Linked DNA regions of Homo sapiens: region 1 is linked to region 2. A link is an interaction called in ENCODE POLR2A ChIA-PET data of the cell type or tissue named here. Cell type or tissue: Panc1. All regions are shown on one strand. Each heading gives the region's core, and the rest is flanking DNA. Links, peaks and the distances in the headings are about the cores only.

Evidence for each region. Peaks named below come from ENCODE experiments on the same cell type or tissue, not always from the same donor. Only the 100,000 strongest peaks of a DNase experiment are listed, where the experiment ranks them.
Region 1: POLR2A ChIA-PET joins it to region 2 with 16 read pairs; 4 of 35 experiments call an interaction of 5 or more read pairs at or near these places.

What each region holds. Positions count from the first base shown.
Region 1 is chr4:73,846,733-73,862,886 of GRCh38, forward strand. PF4V1 (platelet factor 4 variant 1) reads left to right here and starts at 6,564. Exons shown (of 3, transcript NM_002620.4): 1 at 6,564-6,730; 2 at 7,051-7,177; 3 at 7,303-7,751. The coding sequence starts at 6,631. The coding sequence ends at 7,390. It also overlaps the pseudogene PPBPP1. In Panc1, for the core only: a CTCF peak has its summit at 6,658; no DNase peak of the experiment used is centred there; H3K4me3 peaks cover 1,165 bases; H3K27ac peaks cover 991 bases.
Region 2 is chr4:73,790,647-73,806,800 of GRCh38, forward strand. No RefSeq gene overlaps it. Among named protein-coding and RNA genes, the nearest start is that of CXCL6, 38 kb to the right of the region's middle. RefSeq lists a silencer at 7,738-7,938. In Panc1, for the core only: no CTCF peak of the experiment used is centred there; no DNase peak of the experiment used is centred there.

The DNA.
Region 1 (16,154 bases), core at 3,048-11,047, 56 kb after region 2:
CCAGGCTGGAGTGCAATGGCCCGGTTGAACCCATATTTTGAAAGACAAAAGTAAGTTGTATAATAATCTATATAAAGGGATCCCATTTATATAAAAAAGACCTTCATATACCTCTGTGAATAGTATACATGTATCTTTACATATTAAACATGTTTCTCTCTGTATATGCATAAATATGTGCATATAAATCTACATAGAATAGAAAACTAATCCCAAATTGTCACCAATGGTTACCACTGAAGAGCAGTAATATGGAGTAATGATAAGGAACTTGAATGTTTTATTTCAAATATATCTGTAGTGTATGAATTGTTTACAACAAATGATATCATCTATTTTTCTATTAGATTAAGAGGAAAGGAAAAAATCAATATGGTGGGTCTTGTTTTTTAAAGTATACTCAGGTGGTAGAAACAAGTAACTTCTTTTATAATACAAAGGAGGATGTGTTTTGTTTATAGATTCTGGGTGAAATTACAAAAGACAATTCATTTGGAAGACAGAAAGAAGCCCATAAGCTAAAATAAAAAGTAAATCTTTTACGGTAGTTGGCTCTTATTTTACTCACATACTCCAAACTAATCCAAATACTTATCAACAACCAGGAAAAGAATATCTACTTCCCATAGCTACTAGAAAGGAAAGATAACTCTCTCTTTCAAGGGCCACAAGTTTGTGCTTTTGGGTGCTCCTAAAGTCCATCAAGCCTGTACACTGCATTCTAGGAAAGTCAGGGCATATTGTTACATACTCATACAAAGAAAATGCATGTGGTATTTCAGGGTAGTTCTTACCTTCCTAAGTAGAGTTCTTACACATGTGTAAGAGAGATAGCTACTGAGAAAGGGAGAGTGGGAATGTGAAGAGATGCGTAACATGCAACTTAGTAGGAATTTTGATCTGTTTCGTGTTTCTCTGGGTTGGGCACAGCTTGACAGGCTTATATGTGGATCACCACATACCCTCACTTCCCCTTTCCCTATCTCTTCCTCCTTCCTGGCTTTGAGGGATAGGATATAAATGACATCTTCAAAGCATGAGAAGCCACTTGTCTGCAGACTTGTAGGCAGCAGCTCACCCTCATGTGCAAGTCTTCTGGCTCTGGAAACAACTCTAGCTCAGTCTTCTCCACCATGAGCCTCAGACTCAAAGCCACCCCTTCCTGTAACAGTGCCAGACCATTTCATGCCCTGCAGGTGTTGCTGCTTCTGTCACTGCTGCTGACCGCTCTGCCTTCCTGCACCAATGGGCAAAGCAAGAGAAACTTAGGGAAAAGCAAAGGTAGAGACCTGCTGCCTGCACCTGTTGCTGCTTCTGCTATACCTGTGTCTGGGAGAAAGACTAGCTGGTGCCCCTGGGTCTGGAGAGTGCCATTATACTAACAACTCCAATTGGAGGGGGCACACAGAGGGGGCACTTCACATGTGCTGAGCATTCTGCTGGGCACTTTACTAAAGCTTTACAGATCATATTCACAATGGCCTTATGAGAGAGGTACAATTACTGTCAATTTACAAATAAGGAATTGAGCTAAATAGTCATGGCCACTAATAAATCACATTTTCTACTCCACCTGAATGTGTAGACAGTGACTTGTACATTGAACTGTGCTGCGTGTGTGTGAAGTCAGCCTCTGGAATTCATCCCAGCAACATCATCCCAAACATCCACATTTATTTGCTGTTAATTATCATGGGCATGTCTAGTCTAACAGTAGAGTAGAGCAAGAAAAATCAATTAAAATGTATTTGGAAGTAGATTCTCAAATAAAGAGGGCAAAGCATTGTGCAATGGTCAGCCAGGAATTAGGGCTAACCTAGGATGGATCACCAGCACTCATCATTTGGAAGTGGTCAGGTCAGGAGCCCCTTGCAACAAAGTCCAAGTGATGTAAGTCCCTGCTTCTGTGTCATTGCTTCATCAGGAAAGCCCTACACCTTCACCTCCTTCCCCATCTGTATTGTTTTCTGTTTCTCAACAGATAATTCTGTTGTCTCTTACAGAGCCATGCTGAAAGATGGGAGGAAAATGTACCTGGACCCAGAAGCTCCCAGAATCAAGAAGATAGTCCAGAAAATGTTGGAAGGTGATGGGTCAGGTGCTTAATCTGTTCACTTTCTGCCAAACCTGTTTACCTCCCAGGAAGGGCAGGATTTTAAAGCCTTGACTTTTTTGAATTCTTATTTTATCCAAGATACCTACTCTTACTGTATTAAAATCCAGGTATGTTTCCATTCTCTCTCAAAAATCACATTTTATTCTGAGAAGGCTAGTTAAAAGATGACAGAAAGAAGATGAAAATAAGCAAGCCTAGTTTCAACATAGTACATGGTTTACTCTCTAATTCCTGGCTAACCATTGCACAGTGCTTTGCTCTCTTTATTTGAGAATCTCCTTCCAAACATATTTTTGTTGATTTTTCTTGCTCAGTTTTACTGTTAGACTAGACATGCCCATGATAATTAACAGATTTTATAATGGTCAATGATATAAGAACTCACACAGAGCCCAGCATAGAATATTTGGTCAATAAATTTTTGTTAAACTCTTTAGGGATATAATAGAGCTTTCCAATGTGCTAGGATGTCTTGTTTACAACATTCTCTGAAAGATTTTCTAATGTTTATTTTAGCCTTCCAATGCTGAAAATAGTAAAGTTGTTGAATGTTCAGTTTTGTAAGTTGTGATTATTTACTTTAAAGTGAACATATTTGTCACTAGCAGAGTAACAATATATAACAAAAACATATCCAGATATTCTATAAAGAAAACTATGGTATTTTCTGGAACAACAAAAAAAGAAAGTTGAAAGAAATTTAAAATCTTGCCCCAACATTAGATTACTTAGTAGGTGACAGAGTGGGGATTTGAAACTCTGCTCTTAATACTGCACCACACCACTTTTCTTAACTCTGCTTCCTCGAATGAGGAGATTACATTACATATAACATAGTATTATTGGCACACAAAATAGGATTTATTGCATAGATAACATACTGTATACTATAATGATTATAGGAGAAGAAATAATTTCACCTATTCCAACTTGTACGTGGACTTTGGGGAGGTACTCATGTACTAAGCATGTAGTTTACAACTTTTGTGCTATTAAGGAATGCTCTTATTATCTCCTCACCATCATAGGCTCAATACCTTAAAGTGTTTTGTCTATAAAATAAATGTATATATTAAATAATAGCCAAAACGATACATAAATAAACACGTAATAAAGCAGTAAATGCAAATTGCAATTCTTCTCCTTAGTTTTTTTTCTCAATTATTCAAAGTAGCTCAAGCATCTCACTCATATCTGTAGTGTTTTACCACTGAAACTTGTCAACGCCAGCTCCTGAGACATAACACAGTGTTGGCACTACATTTATTCTTCATGAGATGCAGGTATCTCTTATTTTTGTGTGAAGTTATTGAGTTATTCTATTTAGATGCAGAGAAAGGGTAGTTTAGTTGCCACTCGCTGCTGCCTGAATTCCTGTATGCTGCCAATATTGAAATCTCCGGGTAAGATTGTACAGACCTACTATGTTGCCCATTGAAATGTAAAACCATCCCTTTTATTTATTCTCTCCGCTGTTAACTTCAGTTTCAGTTCCATGGAAATGTATGAATTACAATATGTTCTGCCACAGCCATTGAGTTGTACACCAGATGTTTAAAAATACAGTCAAACATTGCTTAACGATGGGGATAAGCTCTGGGAAATGCATCACTAGGCAATTGTTTTCATTGTGTAAACATCATAGAGTGTACTTACAAAAACCTAGTATAGCCTACTACACACCTAGGCCATATGTTATGGCCTATTGCTCCTAAGCTACAAACCTGTACAGTATGCTACTGTATTGAATACTGTAGGCAAATGTAACACAATGATAAGTATTTGTGTGCCTAAATATATTTAAACATAGAAAAGGTACAGTAGAAGTATGCTCAAATAGAAAATGGTAAACCTGTAGAGAGCACTTGCCATGAATGGAGCTTGCAGGACTGGAAGTTGCTCTAGGTGAGTCAGTGAGTGAGTGATCAGCGAATGTGAAGGCCCAGGACATTACAGTCCGATCCTGCAGGCTGTATAAACACTGTACACTTAGGCTACACTAAGTTTCTAAAAAATATTTTTCTTTATTCAATATAAATTAACCTTAGCTTACTGTAACATTTTTATTTTATAAATGTGTTAATTTTCTAAACTTTTTCACTTTCATAATAATACTTCACATAGAATACAAACACACTGTACAGCTATATAAATATATTTTTTCTTTTCTATTCTCATTCTATAAGCTTTTTAATTTTTAATTTTTTCACCTTTTAAATTTTTTTATTGAAAACTAAGACTCCAACATAAAAATTTGCCTATACAAGGTCAGAATCATCAATCACTTTCTTCCACATTCATTTCTTATCTCATGGGCAATAAGACATATGGAGTGGTCATCTTCTAAAATAACAATGTCTTTTTCTGGAATATTTTCTGAAGGGCCTTCCAGAGGCTGATTCATAGTTAACTCTTCTTCCATTAGCAGGAGAAGGAGTTCACTCTAAAATAATGATTAAAGAGTATAATATAGTAAATACACAAACCAGAAACAGTGTTGTTTATTATAATTATCCATTTTTATGTACTGTACATACTTGTATGTCATATACTTTTATGCAACTGGAAGCACAGTAAGTTTGTTTACACCAGCATTACCACAAACACATGAATAATACATTGGCTTGCTATGATTTTACAACAGCTATGGTATCACAAGGCAATAGGAATTTTTTAGCTCCACTATAGTCTTATGGGATCATCATCACTTATACAGTCTATTACTGCCCAAAACGTTGTTATGTGGTGGGTGACTGCACATAAGTCACAGAGAATTGCTATTGAAGAGATCACTATCTTGTGGGAGAGGCAGACAAGTGGACAAATAATTTTGACCATATGTGACACGTGTCAATATAGATGTATGTTCCAATTATATGCTCTAATTGCTCCAATTGAATAGACATAGGAACACGTCAAAGCCTCATCATCATCATTTTCAACACATTATCTTCACTACTGTAGCTACTTTGCACTGAGTCCCTACCAGTACATTGAAATAGTGATAAACGTTATGATATCTAATGTCACAGTGTTTTCCATTTAAGAAACAAAACAATTTTAAACACTTTTAAATACACAGATACACATACACACACATATATATATATATATCTACAATATATGTGTGTGTATGTTTGTGTATTCTGTGAGAAATACGAAGAACAGAGTTCTGCAAGATAGAACAACAAGGGAACACAATTATATATAGCTGTCAGGGAAGGCACACCTGAGGAAGTGATATTTAAGCTGACACCAGAAATATGAATAGGTCTTAGCCAGCTGAATAGGCAGGTGTAGGGAGAGTAGGAGAAAGAATTGCATATTCCTACAAAAATGCAGGTTTGCTGAGCATTAGAATATCAGCTAGTTCCATCCAGTGGGTCCCTGACACCCTTCACCACTGTTAGTCAGAGTGACAGGGAACCTTGGGCTTTGGGTTGAGGGTGTACCTTGCCCTGATCAAGAGCCAAAGTCATTCTTTTTTAGAGAAGAGAAAACGGTCGATATGGATCTCTTCCCCTTTCCCGTGTGGGATTCTGTTGCATCCCCTTCACTGTCACCTCCCATCATTCTCACACCCAACTCCCAGATGCCCTGAATCCTCCCACAGAGAGCATCACTGCTCCCTGCCAACAGTGCAGCCCATCTCACCCTGTCACTGGCAGTGACTGAGGACACAGCAGGCTCTGGAAGACATGGCCTGGCAAACTCTCCTTGTCCTCTCTTCTGGACTATTATTCAGGATTGAAACAATGAAGAAACATCCAGGAGCTAAGTTTTTATAAAAATAATGCATTCAAATATTACTTCTGCAATTTTTCTAAGAGTAACGGGAAATAGATCTTGCATCCTACAGTATACTGGGTGATTGTTGGTGGAGCCTGGTAAATCTCATCCAGAGACTAGGGAAGTTTTCCACATTCAGGTGAAATTCAGAAGAGTCATCACCTAGAGACCAAATTAAACTTATTAGTATTAGAAAACAATTGCAAATAGCACACTCTTCAAACACACAGCCATCAAACTCAATGGTAATCAAGACTGAAGTTAGGAGCATATGGGCAGTTCTTGAGTTGAGAAGGAAACAAGAACTGTCTGGGTCCTGAAGCCACCTGCTGTGTAAGTTGCTTGGTGACTACAGAGAACTCTACTATGATACAACACAGAAAATATTTCTCTTCTAAGATGCAAGTAGTGTTTCTAACTCCACAAATGTAAGTGTATATAAACTGAGGTTGGAGGTATGCATCTTTGTACCACCTCCTAGCCAAGGCAGCTGCCCCCAGCCTTTTGTTTTGTAATCTTGGCTGGCCAGAGTCTGAGTCTTCATAGCAGTGTCTTAGCTCCTGCACCACAGTTCCTCGCTGTCCACCCCAGGCTTCCGGACTGGAAGGACAGTGGGACAGTGACGGGGGATAAAAGAAGCCTGGTGAGGCCAGGAGTCACTGCCTGCAGAACCCCAGCCCGACTTTCCCTGCGCACTGGGATCCTGCTGGAACCTCAGCTGCAACATGAGCTCCGCAGCCAGGTCCCGCCTCACCCGCGCCACCCGCCAGGAGATGCTGTTCTTGGCGTTGCTGCTCCTGCCAGTTGTGGTCGCCTTCGCCAGAGGTGAGAGCAGAAACCAGGCTGGGAGGGCCAGCAGCGGCGAGGGGGAGTCCGGGAAGCCCTGGGGCTGGGGAGGAATCCTCTAGGATCATGATCGCAGCTGCTCTTATTGCGCGCGTGCTGAGTCTGCGGGTACAGTGCCAGGCACTGCACGTGCACCTCGCCACCTGATCAGCACAACCTCTGTCTGAGAGAGGTCTGATTTACGGCTAAGGAAAAGAAAGCTGAAGGTAGTGGAAAAGGTCCCTAAAGTATCTCTGGCTACTCAGGGAGTCACAACTCCCACCCCTCCTCCTCTCTTACTCCCTCCCTTTCCCCCTCAGCTGAAGCTGAAGAAGATGGGGACCTGCAGTGCCTGTGTGTGAAGACCACCTCCCAGGTCCGTCCCAGGCACATCACCAGCCTGGAGGTGATCAAGGCCGGACCCCACTGCCCCACTGCCCAACTCATGTGAGTCCTCGCACTGCATCAGTTAGTGCTCCCGCTCCGTGCCTCCTCTGCCCATCCCTCCCCCTTCTAATGCCATTTGCAAACCCAAGGACTGAAAGTCACGTCTCTTCTCTTTTCCCTGCCAGAGCCACGCTGAAGAATGGGAGGAAAATTTGCTTGGATCTGCAAGCCCTGCTGTACAAGAAAATCATTAAGGAACATTTGGAGAGTTAGCTACTAGCTGCCTAAGTGTGCACTTTCAATCTAACTGTGAAAGAATCTTCTGATGTTTGTATTATCCTTCTTATATTATATTAACGAAATAAATCAAGTTGTGGTATAGTCAATCTATTTCTTAATAATACTGCAAAAATAATGCTGACACATCACAATTTCATATTTTAAAATTTCCAGAATTTTAAGCAAAAAGCATTATGAAGGAAGGCTTGGTTTAATAAAGACTGATTTTGTTCAGTGTTATATGTTAGCTGATACATATTTGTTCATTTATGTGATTGCAGTACTTTATAGCTACATATTTACCTTGAATGTTACAATTAGCTTGCCAATAAATATTAGTAGCTCTTAAGCATTACTCGACAGCTTTTTTTTTTTTCAATGAAGTAAATAAGCAACACTCTGCTTTTATCCCCACAAATTCCTTAACATTGGTGATATTAAGATTCTGGGAACTAAGAGAAGTGTGAGGTAATATTTTCATTCATCCTTTAGGAAGACATTGCTCTACACTGGGGAGAAATGAAGGTGTTATAATGTGGGCATATTAGTTTCCTGTTGCTTCTGTAAGAAATTACCACAAACTCAGTGGCTTAACCAACACAAATTTATCGTCTTGTAATTCTAGGGGTCTCAAGTCCAAAGTAAGTCTTAAAGGTTAAACTCAAGCTGTCCTCAGAGCTGTATTCCTTCTGAAGGCTCTAGAAGAGAATCTACTTCCTCTCCTTTTTCACCAGCATTCCTTGCCTCATAGCCCTTTCTCCAGTCTTCAACCTGCATCACACCAACCTCTACTTCTCCTCTGTCTCTGCTGACTCTTCTACCTTTTATATCCGGCTTACCTCTCATAAGGAGGCGTGTGAATACATTGGGCTCACTTGGATAATTCAGAAACGCTTTCCAACTCAAGTTCTCTAATACATCTGCAAAGATATATATATATATATATATATATATATATATATATATATATATATATATTTTTTTTTTTTTTTTGCCATGTTAAGCAACACATTCATAGTGTCCAGAGAGTAGAACACAAGGATCTCAGGGGTGGGGGGCATTATTCAGCCTACCACCATGGACCAGAAGGCAAGACCTACTTGAGGCAGGAGAAAGCTACAGACCCTTGTTCATGAGCTAGTGCAATTTTAACCTAATGTGACAATGTGTACAGATAGGATTAAGATCTATGATAAAATACAGATGGTACAGTTCAATCTCTGTGGTGGGCTGGAAGGGAGGGAGGTACCTAGGATGACAAATTGATTAAAATAAACAAAATTTACAGAGACTTGTGAATATCATCTAAAATTTCCACATCCACATTGCAAATTAGTATTATTCCTATTATAGAGATGAGGTGACAGTCTTGGGAAGGACGCAGCTTGTTCAGAGGCTGAGCAGATCATTCTGACTCCCTACTTCCTGCTCTTGCTTTCACATTGTGCTGTCTTTCACACAGGAAAGTGGCATGTTAGCGAATTCCATGAACTAGCTGTTGAAGGTGGAGTAGGAATTTGTTGGCGGGGGGGGGCAGGCGGGCAATGGGAAGACTGGAACTGCCTCAAGATAAATAACAAGTAGAAAGACACAAGATCATTTTAAGTCATTTGCATGTTTGTACAACAGTTCATAGCACTGCAGGGTTGGAGTATCTATGGGGAGAGAGAATGAACAAGGGTCTCCCAACCAGTTTTTGCCCACTTAGTGTTTTTTATCTTCAGTATAACTTAATGTACTACCACCCAAACTATCTTTCCAAAACCCAAATATTTCATTTCCCTGAATAAAATATTCAAGATCCGAAGTCCTTAACCTGGCATCCCAGGCTGCGCTACACTCACTTTCCCTCTGTGCCTTAGTTTTCATATGTGTGAAATGAGGACATTATGAGTGTCTAACTTTATGGATTGATTATCTTAAGGACTAAACAGAGGATGCATGCAAAACATTTGGCACAGTTCCTTATATACAGTCTGAGCTTAAAAATTAACAACGATTAATTGTATTATAGTATTATATTACCGGTATCAATATTTCTCTTAATGTACCATTCCAGTTAGTCTGGAGTGTTGAGTAAGAATTTTTTATTTTTTATTTTTTTGTAAGACAGTGTCTCACTCTGTTGTCCAGCAACCTCTGCCACCCAGGTTCAAGTGATTCTCATGCCTCAGCCTCCTGTGTAGCTGGGATTATAGGCAAGTGCCACCAAGCCCAGCTAATTTTTCTATTTTTAGTAGAGACAGGTTGGTCTCAAACTCCTGGCCTCAAGTGATCCACCGGCCTCAGCCTCCCAAAGTGCTTGGATTACAAGCATGAGCCACTGCGCCTGGCCTGAGTAAGGAATTTAACAGAGGGTTGTTTTTTTTTTTGTAATAGGTAGCAAAAAAAATTGCAATAGCAATGAAATTGCTCAAAACAAATGAACTTTGAAGGAGAAAATACTGGAAATCAGATGTGTGTGGTGTGATTTTGTTTTTGCTGCTTTCCTTTTTGTTGCCTGTCTCAAACAGCATACTTAGCTTTATTTAATAATTTGTTGATGTGACTTTTAAAGGGTCAAAAGAGCAAAACAAATTTTGCCAAGTCAAACAATCCTGGAATGCTGGTGCCTCATACATTCTTGCTTCAGAATGACTTTGGTCTAACTGTCCTGAGAACACTTTTGAGTCATGTATTAATCTGTTTTGCATTGCTATAATGGAATACCTGAGGTAATTTATTAAATTAAAAAAAAAGAAGCTTATTTGGCTCACAGTTCTGCAGTCTGTACAAGCATGACACCAATGTCTGCTCAGCTTCTGGTGAGGCCTCAGGAAGCTTTTACTCATGGTGGAAGGCAAAGGGGGAGCAGGCATTTGTGATGGTTAATACTGAGTGTCAACTTGATTGGATTGAAGGATACAAAGTATTGATTCTTCACATGTCTGTGAGGGTGTGGCCAAGGAAGATTAACATTTGAATCAGTGGGCTGGGAAAGGTAGACCCACTCTTAATCTTGGTGGGCACAATCTAATCAGCTGCCAGTGCGGCTAGTATATAAGCAGGCAAAAAAAATGTGAAAAGAGAAACTGGCCTAGCCTCCCAGCCCACATCTTCCTCCCATGCTGGATGCCTCCTGCCCTCAAATATTGGACCCCAAGTCCTTCAGTTTGGGGGCTCGGACTGCTTCTCCTTCCTCCTCAGCTTGCAGACAGCCTATTGTGGGACCTTGTGATCGTGTGAGTTAATACTTAATAAACTCCCCTGTGTATATATATGTATATATTTTTTCCAGCCCAGCTGGAAAGTTAAATCTTCTGGACTACAATGTTCCTTTAATCTCAGTCTCCATCCCTGACCTGGGGTTGGAGTCTCGAGGAAAACCATGAACAACAGCTTCTGTGGTAAAGATGCCACACCAAATCGGATGTTGTCTGGATTGTTGAATATATATGGAATACACACACACACACACACACACACACATGCACACACACACATATTCCATTAGTTCTATCCCTCTAGAGAGCCCTGACTAATACAGTGTGTCACATAGTGAGAGAAAGGGAGCAAGAGAGAAGGAAGTGCCCGATTCCTTTAAATAGCCAGTTTTGTGAAGTAACAGAGTGAGAACTCATTCATTACCGTGTGGAGGGCACCAAGCCATGCATGAGAAATCTTCTCCCATGACCCAAACACCTCCCACTAGGCTCCACTTCCAACACTGGGGGCCACGTTTCAACATGAGATCTGGAGGGAACGCACATCCAAACTGTATTAAGTTACTGCCTTTATCTGCATGGGCATGGGGAGAGGGCTTTGCTCCTTGGAAAATCCCAAGCGACACAGCAACTCCCTGTTGTTGTTTCAACATTCATGGAGTAATAAAGATTCAGTGCACTTAAACTCCCCTCTAGATGGAGGCAGTCAGCATAAAATGTCCACAAATTAGGGACTTACCACATAGTCATGGTGTCTATCAATGAAACAAAACCATCAAAGGACATTTTGACCTTGCAAGTTGTTCTGTATTTTTATTATTGCTTTTTTTCCTTCTAAGACCTTTGTGGTAAAATAAGTTCCTCTGTAATGCATAGGATATTGAAGACTTCTTTGTTTTTAAATACATATTCATATTTTTCTCATTGTAAAAGACAATGCATCTTCACTCTAAGTAACAGAAAACAGAGGCAAAAGAATAGAAACTATTTTTTAAAACTTGTAATTTTGCCACTCAATGTTCTTTTTCTTTTTGGACATATTATCATTTGACATGGTTATAAGTTGAACTGCTAATTTTCAATACAATATCAATTATTTGTACACAATCATAAAGAAAACACTTAGTAATTACTTAAGTGCATTGCAAGCACTTAGGGAGCATTCCTGTCCCAATTTTACAAATAGGAAACCAAGTCCAGGGTAATAGAATTAGTTTTCTTTGGCCAGAGAATGAATAGCTAACCTATGTGATCCAGCATTCACTTATACATATATGTAGATCCTATGATTCTTATATTCATTGTGTGTATATGTATGTGTGTATGAATGTATGTATATATTTCCACACATACAGATACATACACACTCACACAAACATAAAACAAGTTCATAATGCAATACTTATATTTGCTTTGTACTGTGTGTCCTCATATTTTGTGTTCTATTCTACTCTATCCTACCACATTCCATTTTTTAAAAGATGTTGGCCACACCACTATAAAGTGATTTCATAACCTACTGATGTACCATGATGTGTAGTTTAAAAACACTCCTCCAGTTCTTTGATTAAAGAGTTAAGTTGTGACGGTCTATATTGGATTCCACACTCCAGATAAAATGCTTGAAGAGCCATTAGGGGCAGGATACTAAGGCCTAGCTGAAAAGTTAAATCTCCTGGTCTATAGTGTTCCTTTAATCTCAGTCACCATCCCTCACCTGGGGTTGGAGTCTCGAGGAAACCCATGAAAAACAGCTTCTGTGGTAAAGATGTCACACCAAATAGGATGTTGTCGGGATTGTTGAGACTCTAGGTCCTTTTCAGCTTGGGCTACCATTTATATTTCCTGACCATCTGCTTCAGCCGTGTACTGCCTAGCTTGGTCCCAAATGTAAATTGGGTTAAGAACAGAAAACACATCGATTTCTAGGAGGGCTCAAATAAAAGCAGCATATTCACACTCAGTGGACTTAACTAGCTGTTATATAAAATTCTTCCCATATGGGTTTTTTCCTTATTATTCCTGTAGATGCTGGCATTAGCCCAGTGGGCTTTTGAGAAAGACAGTTTGGGTTGTATCTCAGCTTTGACTCTGTGTGACCCTGGGTCTCCTCAGTTCCCTTATTCCAAAACAAGGACAATAAAGCCCACCACACAGGGTACTGAAAAGGATTAAATCACACTTACAATAGGATCCAGTATGGGTTCTTACTCAGAATTGAAACCTAGTAAATAAATGTTTCCTTTCCTCTTCTTGGAGTTCTACTCTCAGGGAACATAACATTTCCAGCAGAAGCCACAATCCCTGAGCTAGCAACCAACTCTTTAAGAATACAGCCAATAAGCCAGTACTTCCCTTGCTCAGAACCACAACCCAAAGCTTGGGTGCAGACAGCTAGTTAAGAAAAAATTTAGCATGACAGACACAAGTAGTATTTTCCTGATAACAACTAAAAGAAAATTAAATAACAAAACCACAATGTTTGTCAGCCAGCATATCTGTAAGATTATAAAATATACAGGACATCTAGTGAACTGTATATTTATACAGGAGGCTGGCTTAGCTATTTTTCCAGGAAAGAAAACAAGAAAAAATAAACTTTAGACTTAAATTTGCCAAGTATTTACTTCTTCACTGAAGCAGGCACAACATGAGGATTATGTCACTATTCAGCATTTGTGGTGAGAGGCAATCCAACTTGAAACAGAGCAGTCAAAACAGAGTTGGAACAGCCAGCTCTTACTTATCAGCTGTGTTGGAGAATCAGTTTTCTTTTCTCAGTAATTCTAGGGATAGCTATAGGGAATGTTAGGAAATAAGCAATAAAGCAATTTACACACGCCTCCATCAGAATAACTATTAAGCTTCACTGTAATTATTCCTTTATCTATTTTCCTACTTTAAATCAGAGAATAAGGATTAAGCCTATTCCATCTCTTCATTCTGGATTTCAGAAAAATGCCTGATAGAGTAGGTGTTAAGTAAATGTGTGTCAAATATTAACTACTTGGAGAAGAATAAATCTGCAGTTAGTGCTGTGAAGTAATGGTGCAGTTGGGTGCTAAGGATAAGCTACTCAGCCAACAGAAAGTTAGTTGAAAATTAAAGAAAGACACCGTTTTCCCAGCTCTCGATCTTGTTAGGCTCACTGATCTCATCAAGTTATTCATAGACATTATAACACACCCATACTATCTGCCTCATCAGTGATTTGTTTGATGTTTTAATTAGAGTCGCATTCGTAACTATTAGGGACTCTGTTAAGAGTTCCCCTCGTCTGTCTATTCACGTGCTCTCATCATACACAGATGCTATGATATAGACATATTAAACATTATTTTATTATAGATGTTTGCTTCAATGTACAACATACAGATGGTAAATTACACACAACCAAGCCCTTGTTCCTCCTCTTTCACTATAATACCCACCATATCTAATTAGATCTTGTATTTCTTTAGTGTCCTTAATTAACTACTTACTTAATTAACTAGAAATGTCAATCAAGGAACTAGCTCAGTCACACACCAGTAGAGCAACCTCTTTGAAATCAGTATTGTTCAGGAAAATCTGTTTCAAAGATTACCTAAGTAAATGGACTGATCAAGAAGGTAAAAAGGAAAACACAAATATTTCTTACCAAAAAATTGAAGGATAATGAATGTTGGAAAATACTATGGACAAGATGTTAACATAAGTTCTCATGATGATTCAAACTTTTCTTTGCTGAAATCTGCGTTTTTATGCTATGTATGCTATTTTCATTTGTGGTTTATATGTTCATCCTTCAATTTCCTAAATTTTGTTTTCGGAATGACAAAGTCATAATAACGTTTTCTTCTCCAAAACAAATTTCTTGCATAATTATTTCCAAGAGAAACTTTTCATTTCCTTATCCTTTGCAATCCTGTAATTCTTTTTTTTTTTTTTTAAATATATGCTCATGATGTCATTACTTGGTGAATACCACTTCCAGATAGGTCAGAAAACAATCTTAAAGAAAACAGAGATGCAAAAAGATTTATAAAAACCTTTTTAAAAAACAATAACCAGCCGGGCATGGTGGCTCACGCCTATAATCCCAGAACTTTGGGAGGCTGCGGCGGGCGGATCACCTGAGGTTGGGAGTTCGAGAACAGCCTGACCACTATGGAGAAATCCCGTCTCTCCTAAAAATATAAAAAAATTAGCCATGTGTGGTGGTACATGCCTGTAATCCTAGCTACTCGGGAGGCTGAGGTAGGAGAATCACTTGAACCTGGGAGGCGGAGGTTGCAGTAGCCGAGATCATGCCATTGCATTCCAGCCTGGGCAACAAGAGTGAAACTCTGTCTCAAAACAAACAAACAAACAAACAAAAAAAAAAAAAAAAAAAAAAATATAAAAACAATAACCACCCCTCCAAAAAAAAATCTGGCAAAGCTAATATATCAAATGATTCTCAGTGTTACCTGAATGATTTTAAGTATCTGTAGACTAATCATAACATCAGATTATCATGCCAGGAACAGAAAAACAAATAATATAGCATTGCAAGAGAAAGTAGTCAGGCTAAACAAAGAATTTTACATTAGAATTCATATTTTATCCAACTTTTCCTCTTCTACTAAACTTATCACTGTGCCTTTTACACGCAGATGAATTTTAAAATGTGTGGGAAGAATAGCTATTATCTACTCACTTACTGCCTAGATCATGAACCTGTAATGACCTGGATTGTTCTATCAGCCCTAAGGCAAATGACCTATAAACCAAACACAGATATTCCAGCTCCATCTGTGACAAGGACCTCCCTGGCCTTATTCCTAACATTGTTCCCCTTCTGTTCCACACCTGGGAGAGCTCAAGCCCTCTGGCTTTGGATGCAGGTCCCATCTGTCTCTTTAAATGTATTGGCAGACCTGGGCATCAGAGCTTTCTAAGGACTTTGGTTCAGACTCATTACTCTGGCTTTCCCAGGTAGGGGATCCCCTTTTCTAGCTCTTACTATAGAATTCAAACTGTGGCTCTGACCCAACTGTCATATCTGGTTTCATTAAATGTCCACTGGCATCTTTTATTCTGGTCCTGAAAAGTCAAAATAGGCAAAAGAAACTAAGGAAATTCCACACTCCATCAAGGGAAGCTTCCACATATCCTGACTTAAGGATATTTTAGTTTTAAAACAGTGACCTGAAACCATTGACTCATGCATTATGTCAGCAAACATTTGTTGAGTGCTTAGCATGAACCAGACTCATTTTAGAGACTTTTTCTTCTAGCTCCTTCTAACTCCCTGTTTGAAAACTTATCTTCATGTTTACATCTTCTTTTTCCAGAGTCCTGGCACAAAGCTTCCCGTGAACTTTCAGGACCAGATATTCATAGTTTTTGATGGGTCCCTAGGAAAACCACTGGTGTGAGAGAATTTTAGAGTCTGGTGGATGCAAACAGGAATGAGATATATGATGGCTTTCCTTACAGAATACACAATCCAGTATGGGAGTATGTAAATCAATGCTCCCCACAATGTGATTTGTATCCAAAGGCCAAGATAACCCTTTGGAAGGAAAGAT
Region 2 (16,154 bases), core at 2,767-10,766:
CATGTACAGCAAAAATATGTACAGCTATTATGTATCAATACAATTAATTGATTGATTTTAAAAAATCTGGCAATAAACTTCTTTCACAGATTTTTAGTGATTCCTGCATTTCTTTAAACAGTTAAGTATAAAATTAGTGGTCTCCTTTATAGCTGACACTTAAACCACTTCAATACTTAGAAACAGATAATAGCATTCTTAGGGAAAGCAAAAAGGGAATATCTGTAAATACTTAAATTGAACTTGACATATAATTTATTTTTAATCAAAATATGTTAAAATGTTATTAATGTCATGAAAACACATTATTTAAAAAACTGAGACTAAAGAAGATCTTATAATAAAAGCGTATCACTTCTTTCCACACTCAGTCCCTCAATAACAAGTATTTTTAAATGTTTTAGCTATTTTGTTCTGGTAGAGAATGCCATGTCTCTAAATATTGTGTTTGAACCAAGTTTTTAAAAAATTACTTATACATATGAAATTAACCCCTGCGGAATTTCTCTATAATGACTGATAATCCAGTCCCCTTATACTTGTCTACCACTTCTGTTCTATAATCATAATTAAGTCATCTGGACTTGTTGATATGAAATATTTGTAAATAATTAACCGCATTTACCTAACCTATGAAAATACTGTTTACTGAAGACAGAAGTATTATATGATCATAATATTTCTTCTTTTACAGGTTTTGGCTTACTTAGAGTTTTGATTTAATTTTCCAATTAAAACTATTTTATCCTTCTTTTTTTAATTTAACTATTATATTTTCCCAAAGACCAGTGATCCAGGACCCCTCAACTCAGGTTTTTCTCTGTCTATTTTATTCCCTGGTTGAACTTTTTATTTGCTGGAACATGTGTCTTCCCTCATTATAGGCTTATTTACTTGTTTTGTTGACACATATCTTCAGAGAACTTCCTAAGGAAGATTGTAAAGGAGAATTTTCTGAGCTTTCACATATCTGAAAGTGGTTTTTTCTTCTACCCTAACACATGATTGGTAGTTTTTCTGGATATAGAATTCTAGGTTGAAAATTATATTACTTCAGAGCTTCCTCTGCCTTTTAAGTGTTGCTGATGACAAAGATGATCCCAGTCTGATGATTATTCTTCATAGTGATTTGGTTTTTCCAAAAGGAAACTTTTAACTAGACTTTCTAAATTTTCTAATGATGTACTCAGCTGTGTGGGGGTGTGTGTGTGTGATTTTACAGAACACTTGCAGAACTGCTTCAGATTGAAAATTCAACCTTCAAATCAGGAAAATTCTCTATTATTTCTTTGAGAATGTCTTGCTTTCTATTTTTCTCTATTCTTTTTTCTATAACATATTAGTAATTGGTGTCATTTTCCATGTTTATTTTCATTTTTCTTATATTATCCATCTGTTATACTTATTTCTACTTTCTTAGATATTTGTTTTATGTTTCAAACTTTGTATAAAATTCACTACTTCACTTACCATATTTAAAATTCCTAAGAACTTATTTTTGTCCCCTAATTGATCCTTCCTCACAGCATTCCTTTTTTTATTATAAAATATCTTCCTTAATCTCTTTAAGAATACTAGGTTTTTAAAGTTCTCTTCCTTTTGAAATATGTTATAAGCTTAATTTTAAAACAGTTTTAGGTTTACAGAAAATTGTGAAGATGGTACAGGGTATTTTCATATACCTACCTCTGATTTTCCCCTATTAAAAGAATATTTTACATTGGCAGGGTGTATTTTGTCACAATTAATAGGACAATATTGATAACTATGACTAACTGAAGTCCCTAAATCAATGTACTGGTCATGCATTTTGTAGCATGTATCTCAATTAAGATTTATCTGAGAAATTGCTTTATGAATCTGAGTGCTCCTGTATTGGGTGCATATACATTTAGGATAGTTAGCTTTTCTTGTTGCATTGATCCCTTTACCATTATGTAATGCCCTTCTTTGTCTTTTTTGATCTTTGTTGGTTTAAAGTCTGTTTTATCAGAGACTGGGATTGCAACCCCTGCTTTTTTTTTTTTTTTTTTTTTTGCTTTCCATTTGCTTGGTAAATATTCCTCCATCCCTTTATTTTAAGCCTGTGTGTGTCTTTGCACATGAGATGGGTCTCCTGAACACAGCACACCAATGGGTCTTGATTCTTTAACCAATTTGCCAGTCTGTGTCTCTTAATTGGGGCATTTAACCCATTTAAATTTAAGGTGAATATTGTTATGTATGAATTTGATCCTCTCCTTATGATGCTAGCTGATTATTTTGCCCCTTAGTTGATGCAGTTTCTTCATAATGTTGAATGTCTTTACAATTTGGTATGTTTTTGCAGTGGCTGGTACCGGTTTTCCCTTTCCATATTTAGTGCTTCTTTTAGGAGCTCTTCTAAGGCAGGCTTGGTGGTGATGAAATCTCTCAGCATTTGCTTGTCTGTAAAGGATTTTATTTCTCCTTCACTTATGAAGCTTAGTTTGGCTGGATATGAAATTCTGGGTTGAAAATAATTTTCTTTAAGAATGTTGAGATCTACAAAAAGACTTAGACTTCCACACCATAATAGTGGGAGATTTTAATACCCCATTGTCAGTATTAGACAGACCAGCAAGACAGAAAGTTAACAAGGATATTCAGGACTTGAACTCAGCTCTGGACCAAGCAGACCTAATAGACATCTACAGAACTCTCCACCCCAAATCAACAGAATATACATTCTTCTCAGTGCCACATCGCACTGATTCTAAAATTGACCACATGATTGGAAGCAAAACACTCCTCAGCAAATGCAAAAAAATGAAAATCATAACAAACAACAGTCTCTCAGACCACAGTGCAATCAAATTAGAACTCAGGATTAAGAAACTCACTCAACTACATGGAAACTAAACAACCTGCTCCTGAGTGACTATTGGGTAAATAACGAAATTAAGGCAGAAATAAAGAAGTTATTTGAAACCAATTAGAACAAAGACACAATGTACCAGACTCTCTGGGATACAGCTAAAGTAGTGTTAAGATGGAAATTTATAGCACTAAATGCCCACAAGAGAAAGCAGAAAAGATCTAAAATTGACACCCTAATATCACAAAAGAACTAATGAAGCAAGAGCAAACAAATTCAAAAGCTAGCAGAAGACAAGAAATAACTAAGATCAGAGCAGAACTGAAGGAGATAGAGACACAAAAAACCCTTCAAAAAATCAACGAATCCAAGAGCTGGTTTTTTGAAAAGATTAAAAAAATAGATAGATTGCTATCCAGACTAATAAAGAAGAAAATAGAGAAGAATCAAACAGACAATAAAAAATGATAAAGGGGATATCACCACTGATTCCACAGAAATACAAACTACCATCAGAGCTTACTATAAACACCTCTATGCAAATAGACTAGAAAATCTAGAAGAAATGGATAAATTCCTGGACAATTACACCCTCCGAAGACTAAACCAGGAAGAAGTCAAATCCCTGAATAGACCAATAACAAGTTCTGAAATTGAGGCAGTAATTAATAGCCTACCAACCAAAAAAAGCCCAGAACCAGAAAGATTCACAGCTGAATTCTTCCAAAAGTACAAAGAGGAGCTGGTACCATTCCTTCTGAAACATCCAAACAATAGAAATTGAAGGACTCCTCCCTAACTCATCTTATGAGGCCAGGATCATCCCGATACCAAAACTTGGCAGCGACACAATGACAACAAGAAAAGAAAATTTCAGGCCAACATTCTTGATGAACATTGATGCAAAAATCCTCAATAAAATCCTGGCAAAGTGAATCCAGCAGCACATTAAAAAACTTATCCACCATGATCAAGTCAGCTTCATTCCTGGGATGCAAGGCTGGTTCAACATACTCAAATCAATAAACATAATCCATCACATAAACAGAACCAATGACAAAAACCACATGATTATCTCAATAGATGCAGAAAAGGCCTTAGATAAAATTCTACACCACTACATGCTAAAATCTCTCAATAAACTAGGTATTGATGGAACATATCTCAAAATAATACGAGCTATAGATGACAAACCCACAGCTAATATAATTCTTAATGGGCAAAACCTGTAAGCATTCCCTTTGAAAACCACACAAGACAAGGATGCCCTCTCTTACCATTCCTATTCAACATAGTATTGGAAGTTCTGGCCAGGGCAATCAGGCAAGAGAAAGAAATAAATGGTATTCAAATAGGAAGAGAGGAAGTCAAATTGTCTCTGTTTGCAGATGACATGCTTGTACATTTAGAAAACCCCATCGTCTCTGCCCAAAATCTCCTTAATCTGATAAGCAACTTCAGCAAAGTATCAGGATACAAAATCAATGTGCAAAAATCACAGGCATTCCTACACACCAATAATAGAGAACAAAATCATGAGTGAAGGCCCATTCACAATTGCTAAAAAGAGAATAAAATATCTAAGTATACAACTTACAAGGGTTGTAAAAGACCTCTTCAAAAAGAATTACAAACCACTGCTCAAGGAAATAAGAGAGAAGACAAAAAAATGGAAAAACATTCCATGCTCATGGATGGGAAGAATCAATCTCATGAAAATGGCCATATTGCCCAAAGTAATTTATAGATTCAGTGCTATCCCCATCAAGCTGCCATTGACTTTCTGTACAGAATTAGAAAAAAAAAACTACTTTAAATTTCATATGGAACCAAAAATGCACCGGTATAGCCATGACAATCCTAAGCAAAAAGAACAAAGCTGGAGGCGTCACATTACCTGACTTCAAACTATATTACAAGGCTACAGTAACCAAAACAGCATGGTACTGGTACCAAAACATATATATAGACCAATAGAACAGAACAGAGGCCTCAGAAATAATGCCACACATCTACAACCATCTGATCTTTGACAAACCTGACAAAAACAAGAAATGGGGAAAGGATTCCCTATTTAATAAATGGTGTTGGGACAACAGGCTAGCCATAGGCAGAAAACTGAAACTGGACCCCTTCCTTACACCTTATACAAAAATTAATTCAAGATGGATTAAAGACTTAAATGCAAGACCTAAAACTATAAAAACCCTTGAAGAAAACCTAGGCAATACCATTCAGGACATAGGCGTGGGCAAAAACTTCATGACTAAAACAACAAAAGCAATGGCAACAAAAGCCAAAATTGACAAATGGGATCTAATTAAACTAAAGAGCTTCTGCACAGCAAAAAAAACTATCATCAGAGTGAATGGGCAACCTACAGTATGGGAGAAAAATTTTGCAATTTATCTATCTGATAAAGGGCTAATATCTAGAAGCTACAAAAACTTAAACAAACTTACAAGAAAAAAACAAACAGCCCATCAAAAAGTGAGTGAAGGATATGAACAGACACGTCTCAAAAGAAGACATTTATGCAGCCAACAAACATATGAAAAAAAAAGCTCATTATCAGTGGTCATTAGAGAAATACAAATTAAAACCACAATGAGATACCAACTCATGCCAGTTAGAATGGTGATTATTAAAAAGTCAGGAAACAACGAGTGCTGGATAGGATGTGGAGAAATAGGATTGCTTTTACAATGTTGGTGGAAGTGTAAATTAGTTCAACCATTGCAGAAGACAGTGTGGTGATTCCTCAAGGTCTAGAACCAGAAATACCATTTGACCCAGCAATTCCATTGCTGGGTATATAACCAAAGAATTATAAATCGTTCTACTATAAATACACACGCACCCATATGTTTATTGAAACACTATTCACAATAGCAAAGACTTGGAACCAACAAAAATGCCCATCAATTATAGACTGGATAGAGAAAATGTGGCACATATACACCATGGAATACTATTTAGCCATATAAAGGATGAGTTCATGTCCTTTGCAGGGACATAGACGAAGCTGGAAACCATAATTGTCAGCAAACTAACACAGGAACAGAATACCAAACACCGCATGCTCTCACTCATAAGGGGGAGTTGAACAACGAGAACAAATGGACACAGGGAGGAGAACATCACACACGAGGGCCTGCGAGGGGTTGGGGAGCTAGGGGAGGGCTAGCATTAGGAAAAATACCTAATGTGTATGACGGGTTGATGGGTGCAGCAAACCACCATGGCACGTATATACTTGTGTAACAAACCTGCACGTTCTGCACATGTATCTGAGAACTTAAAGTATAATTCAAAAAACTTGCATAACTTTTTTTTTTTTTTTTTTTTTTTTTGAGACGGAGTCTTGCTCTGTCGCCCAGGCTGGAGTGCAGTGGCGCGATCTTCGCTCACTGCAAGCTCCGCCTCCTGGGTTCAGGCCATTCTCCTACCTCAGCCTCCAGAGTAGCTGGGACTACAGGCGCCCGTCACCAGGCCCAGCTAATTTTTTGTATTTTTAGTAGAAACGGGGTTTCACTGTGTTAGCCAGGATGGTCTCGATCTCCTGACCTCGTGATCCGCCCGCCTCTGCCTCCCAAAGTGCTGGGATTATAGGCGTGAGCCACCGCTCCTGGCAAAACTTGCATAACTTTTATGCAAGTTTTAAAAATACAAAATTTTCTCCCTAAAGTTAAAAAAAAGATTTATCTGATATTTTTCTCATAATTAGGCTAGAATTTTTGGGTTTGGAGAAGAAACCCATAGAGATAAGAAGTCATATACTCGTTACATCACATCAAAGATATTATGTCATCTTTATCATGTCAATATGATTTATTACAATTGACGTTAACCTTGAACACCCACCCAGTGCTGTGGCTCATGGTTCCTGGAACTACAAGGTACTTCTGGCTTATGTAGTATGTTTTATGCTATAGTTTGAGAATCAACCATTTTCTCAAGGATCCCTGGTTCCTATTACTGGGGAGTGGTATTAGAAAACAAGTTCTGGATAGTAAATATATTCATTACTACTGGGGCACTGTTGCTTTTAGATATATTCAGCTGGCAATGCAAGGAAATATATGTGTGAATACTAACCAAAGTTTGTACATATATCTATAAATTATTCTGTATGTAACCACTCACTTGAACAGTGAGAAACCTAGCTCCCACTATCAGCTACCTTTTTACTTAATTGTTCAATTCTATATATAGTGGTTTTAGATTTGTTATCCTGTACCTCCATGGTAATCAACATTACCGACCAGAAAACAATCTTATGTACTGTTTCTTCTGCCTTTACACTATAAAATTCCACGAGTTAGTTTTTACAAATGCATAGTGTCCTGCATATACCAATACAATATCATATAGGATAGTTTTATTACCCTGAAAGATTCCTTGTGTTTCACCTATTCAAACCTCCCACAAAAGTCTTAGCAACCACTAATCACATAATTGAAATAATACAGTATGTAGCCTTTTCAGACTGGTTTCTTTCACTTAGCAATATGCATTTAAAATCCATCTATGTCATTTTATGCCTCAATTGTTCATTTCTTTTTATTGCTGAATACTAATTCATTTTATGAATAAACCAGCTGGTTTATCTATTCACCTATTGAGAGACATCATGTTTTGCTTCCATTTTTGCATTTAAGAATAAAGTATTATAAACATCCTTGTTCAGGTTTTTCTGTAGTTTTCAAATCAGTTTGGTAAATACCTCACAACATGATTGCTGGGTAGTATGATAAGACTATGTTTAACTTTCTAAGAAACTGCTTGAGTGCCTGTACCATTTTTGATTCCCAACCCCAATGAATGAGAGTTCTTTGTTCTTTTTTTTTTTTTTTTTTTTTTTTTTTTTTTGTGAGATGAAGTCTCTCTCTGTTGCCCAGGCTGGAGTGCAGCGGCGTGATCTCGGCTCACTGCAAGCTCCACCTCCTGGGTTCATGTCATTCTCCTGCCTCAGCCTCCCGAGTAGCTGGGACTACAGGCGCCCGCCACCATGCCTGGCTAAATTTTTTTTTGTATTTTTTAGTAGAGACAGGGTTTCACCATGTTAGCCAGGATGGTCTCGATCTCCTGACCTCGTGATCCACCTGCCTCGGCCTCCCAAAATGCTGGGATTACAGGGGTGAGCCACCACGCCCAGCCAAGAGTTCTTATTATTCCATATTCTCATCAGCATTGGGGATTGTCAATGTTTTGGATTTTTGCCATTTAGCCAGAGGTCCAAAAAATGATAATCCTAATAGATAGGTAGTGATATAGCATTATTGTTTTAATTTTTAATTACTTAATGAAAAATTATGTTAAGCATCTTTTCATATGCTTATTCTCCATTTGCATATTTCCTAGAGTGTCTATTCAGATTTTTAGCCCACTTCTTATTAATTTTTTACTAGTAAGTTTTAAGAGTTCTTGTATATTTTGGATACAAGTCTTTTATAAGATATATAACCTTGGTTGCTTTTTAACTCAAATTCAACAATGATACACTGGGCAACTGCAATTAAAACTTCAGGGTACAAGTTACTTAGACTACAGAGATGATCTATTGTTCTTTTTCAAAAGGAGCTTATAATAAAATGAGGCATAAGACAAATAAAATATAAACTAAATATGGCCCTTTGGTGAAGAATGCACAACCACCAAGTAAATGAGGTAACCCACAAATGATACCAAAGTTCAGGGGAAAACAAGGCAGTTGGATAATATACCATCATAGAAAGACAGAGAGAGGTACAGATACAGTAGAATAAAAATTAATTATTTTGGAGGTGGTAGTAAAGAAAAAGAGTAATTGTCAAATAATCCTACTTTAGAGCTGAGAATAGAAAGCCTGTTTGTAGTGGTAAGAAAAAATTGAGACATTAGAATTAAAACTTTACTCTGCTTTTCTATGAGAATGACAAAAAATATACCAGTTGGAAAGTAAAAGCATAAATTGACAAAATGACATCAGCAATATGGTGGAGCCCTCATCTCCTCATAGAAACACTAATATAAACAATCATCCATGCATGAAAAAATCCTTCACAAGAGCTCTTAATTTCAGGTAAGAGATTATAGCATCTGAGTGTTGGACATAAATGAGAAAGAATTAATTGAAGAAGGTGGAAAGGACAGTTTTATATTGCTTGTGACGCTCTCTCCTAAGCCTACGCAGCACAGAGCCAAGAGAAACATCCTCTATGTGGGGAAGGAGAGTGGGCTAAGTATCCTACTTCACCCTGGACACTAGTACCAGGTCTATCCCAGTGAACTCTGGTGCTATCCCAACAACCTATGGCCCCAAGCTCCAGACTCCCCTTAAAGACTTAAGCTTCAGACTTGCCCCAGCACCAGGCAAATTCTCATAGCTCAGATTCCAGATTGACCATGTGAATGAATCTAAGATGTTGTTCATTCTTATGGACCCAAACCCTAGCAAGCCAACCAATAGACTACAGCAGAATGCCTGCCTGTGAACTCCACCAACTGGCCTATCTAGAATATCTGGTGGGAGTGATTGGTGAAGAGCTGTTTCTTTTGGAGCCAATGTATAAAGGCTGGAAGCTGTATCTACTTCTTCAAATGTGCAACCACAAACACAAGCCCATAATGATCACAGATAATCAGGGAAACATGACACCAATAGGAATGAGGTAAAGCATAAGTAACTGAAGTTAAAAATCAAGATCTATGAATTGTCTAATAAAGAATTCAAAATAATAATCTTATGCAAGTTCAGTGATCTACAAGAGAACACAGATGCACAATTAAACATAATCAGGAAAACAATATTTGAACAACATTAGAAGCTCAACAAAGAGAAAGAAACACTAAAGTAGAACCAAACAGAAATTCAGGAGCTAAAGAATACAATAACTGAACTGAAAAATATCATACAGAGTTTTAACAGCGGATGTGATAAAGCAGAAGAAAGAATCAATTTGCTGGAAAACGGATCATTTTAAATTACAATCAGAAGAACAATAAATAAATAATAAGAAGAAAGCCTATAGGACTTTTGGTATGACATCAAGTAAACCAAAGAATTACAAAATAGACAAAAATAAGTTTAAAAAATTTGAGAAGACTGAAATCTTTTCTACCACAATGGAATGAAACTAGAAATCAATAACATAAAAAATTGAAAGCATGAACAAATATGTAAAAATTAAAGCCCTGGGCAACAAATGGGTCAAAAAATGAATCAAAAGGGAAAATATTTTGAAGTAAATGAATATTTACTTCAAAATATTTACTTAAATATTTTGTATTTTAAATACTTAAAAATATTTATTTACTTAAAATATTTTTAAGTATTTTACTTAAAGAATATTTACTTAAAAAATATTTTGAAGTAAATGAAAATGGAAACTTACAATATGCAGCAAAAACAGTTATAAGAAGGAAGTTTAGGCTGGGCGTAGTGGCTCACACCTGTAATCTCAGCACTTTGGGAGGCCAAGGCAGGTGGATCACCTGAGGTCAGGAGTTCGAGACCAGCATGGCCAACATGTGAAACCTCGTCTCTACTAAAAATACAAAAATTAGCTGGGTGCAGTCGCAGGCGTCTGTAATCCCAGCTACTTAGGAGGCTGAGGCAAGAGAATTGCTTGAACCTGGGAGGTGGAGGTTGTGGTGAGCCGAGATCACACCATCGCACTCCAGCCTGGGTGCCAGAGAGAGACACGGTCAAAAAAAAAAAAAAAAAAAAAAGGAAGTTTACAGTACAAACACCTGCATTACGGAAAAAGTTAAATAATAGGCTGGGTGCAGTGGCTCATCCCTATAATCCCAGCACTCTGGGAGGCCGAGGCAGGTGGATTACCTGAGGTCAGGAGTTTGAGACCAGCCTGGTCAACATGGTGAAAACCCATCTCTACTATAAATAAAAAAATTAGCTGGGCACGGTGGCAGGTGCTTGTAATTCCAGCTACTCAGGAGCCTGAGACAGGAGGATCACTTGAAACCTGGAGCTGGAGGTTGCAGTGAGCCGAGATCATGCCAATGCACTCCAGCCTGGGCTACAAGAGTGAAACTCCATCTCGAGAAAAAAAAATGAACAATCTAAATTTATACCTCAAGAAATTATAAAAAGAAAACAAACTAAGCTGAAGAAAAGCAGATAAAACGAATTAAAATTAGAGCAGAAATAAATATATTGGAGACTAGAAAAACAATAGGAAAATAAATAAAATTAAGAATTGAGTTTTGGAAAGATAAACAAAATTGACAAATTTTTAGCTAGACTAAGAAAAAAAGAGGGAGATTAAATAGAGTAGCCAGTAAACATTAGCTCTTCAATTGGATCACCCAGTAGGACATATTGGGATTCATCAAGGAAGCAACATGACCCATGGAGCTCAGAGAGGAATGAGACAGGACAGCCACCCACCTGGGATTGGCACAAAGCCAAAGGAGGCTCCTAACCATAGGGAAATGGTGAGTGAGCAAGAGGCCCCAGGGATTCACTTTTGGCAGAGATCTTTACAATACTGGGCACAGGAGATCCTCACTGACCCCCTATCCCCGCGGCCTCCAGATATGCAAAGCTGCATGGAGTCTGGGCAGAGCTGCCACAGAGGCCCACATGAAGCCCCAAGGGCCTTAGACCCCTGAGCACCCTGGCACCAGCTGATGTAGCTCCACCAACAAGGTAGGCCAGGATCTCTCACATACCTTGAGGAAGGGCTACATCCATAGTGCTAAGGAGTGGGCAGACTACAGGCCTTGCCTCCACTATACCTCATGAGGAAAAGCCCACTGGCCTGGGACCCTTGTGCAACCACCCCACTCCTGCCTTAGCATTTGGGCTGGTTGCAGCTCTGCAATTCTCTGGGACAGAGCTTCCAGAGGTAACCCACAGGCCTATAGCTTATACCATTGTTGCAGCCCCCAACCTTACTGCCTTCAGGCTGGGGAGAGAGTGAGGAGCCCAAGAACAATTGCGGTCTTCCAGCACACTGCAGCTCCCTTATGGAAAAGCAGCCAGACTGTTTTCCATGTAGGTTTCTGCCCCTGATACTCATCACTAGGCAGGGCTTCCTGACCTGGGCCCCCAGCATAGCTGTCCTACCGTTACCTGATTATGTCAGTCAGTGGTGGCTCTGGTTTCTCTGGGGTAAAGATCTCAGAGACAATTCACAGGCTCTCTGCCATTGCCGCTGCAATGGTACCACCTTTGTGGTCCTTAGTCTAAGGAACAAAGACCATGATTACTTTGCTGGCACCTCCAGCATGATGCAACACCATACAGAGTGGAGCCCTCTCTTCACTTTGAGCCTCTGATCCTCTGCTCTTCACTAGGCAAGGCCACTGGCTTGGGATGGCAGTGCAGCTGCCCTACCCCCTACTGAACATTTCCCTTTGCAGTAGCTTTATGTCTGTTGAGGTGGAGCTTGCAGAAGCAACTGACAACCCCTTTTCCACTGCTGCTACAGCAGTACCCACCCTTGCTGCCACAACACTGGGGAAAAAACAAAGAGTCTGAGTGCTTCACTTTCACCTCCAACATGCTACAGCCACCCTACAGAGAAAAGGGCAAACTGTCTTCCCTGTAAGAACCCCTGCTTATAACCAGAGAGGGCCCCCCCTGGCTTGGGCCCACAATGCAGCTCCCACACCCCTGGCTGATCGTTTTGATTGGCAGTGGCATTGTGTTTCTCTTGGGTGGATTCCTGAGAGACAAGTGAATGGCTATCTACCAATGCTATTGCCAAGGTCTCTGCTCCTCCCGTCCCCAAGATGAGAATAGAACAAAAAGTTTGAGCTGACCCCAGGGTTGTGGTGTGCAGCCTGGGAATGCCAACCCACGATCTGAGACCAGCACTTGAGTGGAAGAGGAGCTCACACTCTCAGAGTACTGAGAGGGAGCATAGCTGCAAATATAAGAAAATACATAACAGTGACGTGGCCAAGTAAGAGCTTATCCCAGTCATTACACTTAGGCACCATCTACTGGATCACAGCCCAAACTTCAACACCAAAAATACTTTGCTAATATATCCCCATGTTAAAGAAAGGACAACAATTCAGCCACAAATAAAGACCCTACACAAAGCCTCAGCCACCTAAAAAAATCCAAAAATGAAGCCAACTGACTATACTCAAATTATACCATAGTTAAATGAAAATCAGCACATACAGATGAGAAAGAACCAGCTCAAGAACTCTGGCACCTATAAAAGACAGAGTGTCTCCTTACCTTCAAATGACTGCACTAGCTCCCCAGCAATGGTTTTTAACCTGAATGAAATAGCTGAAATGACAGGCATAGAATTCAGAATCTGATGGCAACAAAGATCATAGAGATTCAAGAAAAAGTTGAAACCTATTCCAAGGAATCTAAGAAATCCAGAAAAATAATTCAAGAGATGAAAGACAAAATAGCCACCTAAAGAAATAGTCAAACTTGTCTGATAGAGGTGAAAAGCTCTTTACAAGAATTTCATAACACAATCGGAAGTACTAACAGCAAAATAGACCAAGCTAAGGAAAGAATCTCAGAGCTCAAAGACAAGTTATTTTAATTAATGCAGTAAAACAAAAATAAAGAAAAAATAATTTAAAAATTAAAAAAGAATCTCTGAGAAATATGGAATTATGTAAAGAGACCTAACCTATGACTCATTGGTATCCCTGAAAGAGAGGGAGAGAGAACAAGCAACTTGGGAAATATGTTTGAGACTATAATCCATGAACATTTTCCTAACTTCACTAGAAAGTTTGACATGCAAATTCAGAAAATTGAAAGCCTCTGCAAGATGCTATAAAAGAGTACCATCCTCAAGATGCATAGTCATCAGATTCCCCAAGATCAATGTGAAAGAAAAAATATTAAAGGCAACTAGAGAGAAGGGGCAGATAATCTACAAAGGGAACCTCATTAGGCCAAGAGTGGACCTTCAACATAAAACTTACAAGCCAGAAGAGATTGGGAGCATACATTCAGCATCCTCAAAAAAAAAAAAAAAAAAAATTTCAACTAAGAATTTCATATCCAGCCAAGCTAAACTTTATAAGTAAAGGTGAAATAAAATTATTTTCACATAAGCAAATGCTAAGGCAATTCATCACCACAGGACCTACCTTACAAGAGGTCCTTAAGGGAGTGCTAAACATGGAAAGGAAAGAATGTTAATGGCCACCGAAAAAACATGCTTAAGTAAATAGATCATTGATACTGTGAAGCAACTACACAATCAAGTCTACATAACAACCAGCTAAAAACAAAATTCACATATGTCACTATTAACCTTAATGTAAACTAGCTAAATGTCCCACTTAAAAGGCATAGAATAGTGAGTTGGATAAAAAAGCAAGACCTGGCTGGGTGCAGTGGCTCACACCTGTAATCCTAGCACTTTGGGAGGCCAAGGTGGGAAGATCATGAGGTCAACAGATTGAGACCATCCTGGACAACATGGTGAAACCTCGTCTCTACTGAAAATACAAGAATTAGCTGGGTGTGGTGGTGTGCGCCTGTAGTCCCAGCTGCTTGGGAGGCTGGGGCGGGAGAATCGCTTGAACCCTGGAGGCAGAGGTTGCAATGAGCTGAGATCGTGCCACTGCACTCCAGCTTGGCAACAGAGCAAGACTCCATCTCAGAAAAAAAAAAAAAAAGCAAGACCCAATAGTATGCTGTCTTCAAGGAACCCATCTCATGCAAGGACAGGCTTCAGCTCAAAGTAAAGGGATGGAGAAAGATCTACCAAGCAAAAATAAAACAAAAAAGAGCAGGGGTTGCTATTCTTATTTCAGACAAAACATACTTTAACCTAACAACTTTGAAAAAGGGCAAAGAAGGGCATTGCATAATGATATTCAATTCAAGAAGTAGATTTAAATGTACTAAGTATACGTACACCTAACACTGCAGCACCAAGATTTGTAAAACAAGTTCTTAGAGACTTATGAAGAGACTTAGGTAGCTATACAATAGTAGTGGGGGAGTTCAACACCCCACTGACAATATTAGATGGATCATTGAGGCAGAAAATTAAAAAAGATATTCAGGACCTGAACTCAATATTGATCAAGTGGACCTAACAGACATCTACAGAACTCTCCACCCCAAAACAACAAAATATACATTCTTATCCTCTTCATATGGCACATACTTTAAAATTGATCATATGTTTGACCATAAAGCAATTCTCAACAAATTCAAAAAAACTAAAATCATACCAACCACACTCTCAGTCCACAGCACAATAAAAATAGAAATCAATACCAAGAAGATCATTTGAAATCATAGAATTAAATGAAAATTAAGCAATCTGTTCCTGAATGACTTTTGGGTAAACAAAGAAATTAAGGTAGAAATCAAGAAATTATTTGAAACAAATGTAAACAAAAATACAACACATCAGAATCTCTGGGACACAGCTAAAGCAGTGATAAGAGAAAAGTTTATAGTGCTAAATGCCTACATCAAAAACATAGAAAGATATCAAATTACCAACTGAATATCATACCTAGAGAAACTAGAAAAACAAGAGTAAATCAGCACCAAAGTTAGCAAAAGAAAAGAAATAAACAGAATCAGAGCTGAACTGAATGAAATGGAGATTAGTAGAACTATGCAAAAGATCAACAAAACCAAAAGTTGTTCCACTGAAAGAATAAATGGGATTGATAGACCACTAGCTAGACTAACACAAAAACAGAGAGAAGATCTAAATAAACACAATCCAAAATGACCAACAGGACATTACCATGGACCAAGTAGAAATACAAAAATCCTCAAAGACTATTATGAACACATTTGTTCACATAAACTAGAAAAGCTAGAAGAAATGGATAAATTTCTGGAAACATACAACCTCCCAAGTTTGAGCCAGGAAGAAATTGGAACCTTGAAGGGACCAGTAATGCATTCCAAAATTGAATCAATAATTAGAAACCTACCAACCAGAAAAAGCCCTGGACCAGAAGGATTTAGAGCTGAATTCAATCAGATGTATAAAGAAGAGCTGGTACCAATGCTCCTGAAACTATTCCAAAAAATTGAGCAGGAGGGGCTCCTCCCCGTCTCATTCTATGAGGACAGCATCAGTCTGAAATGAAAACCTGATAGAGACACAAGCAAAATAAAAGAAAAAGAAAAAGAAAACACAAGAGAAAAAAAAAAAAAGAACTTTGGGTCAATATCCCTGGGGAACATAGATGCAAAAATCTTCACAAAATACTTTCAAATCAAATCCAGAAGTATATAAAAAGCTAATACATTATAATCAAGTAGGCTGTGTTTTCAGGATGCGAGTTTGGTTCTGCATACAAAAATCAATAAATGTGATTTATCACATAAACAGAACTAAAA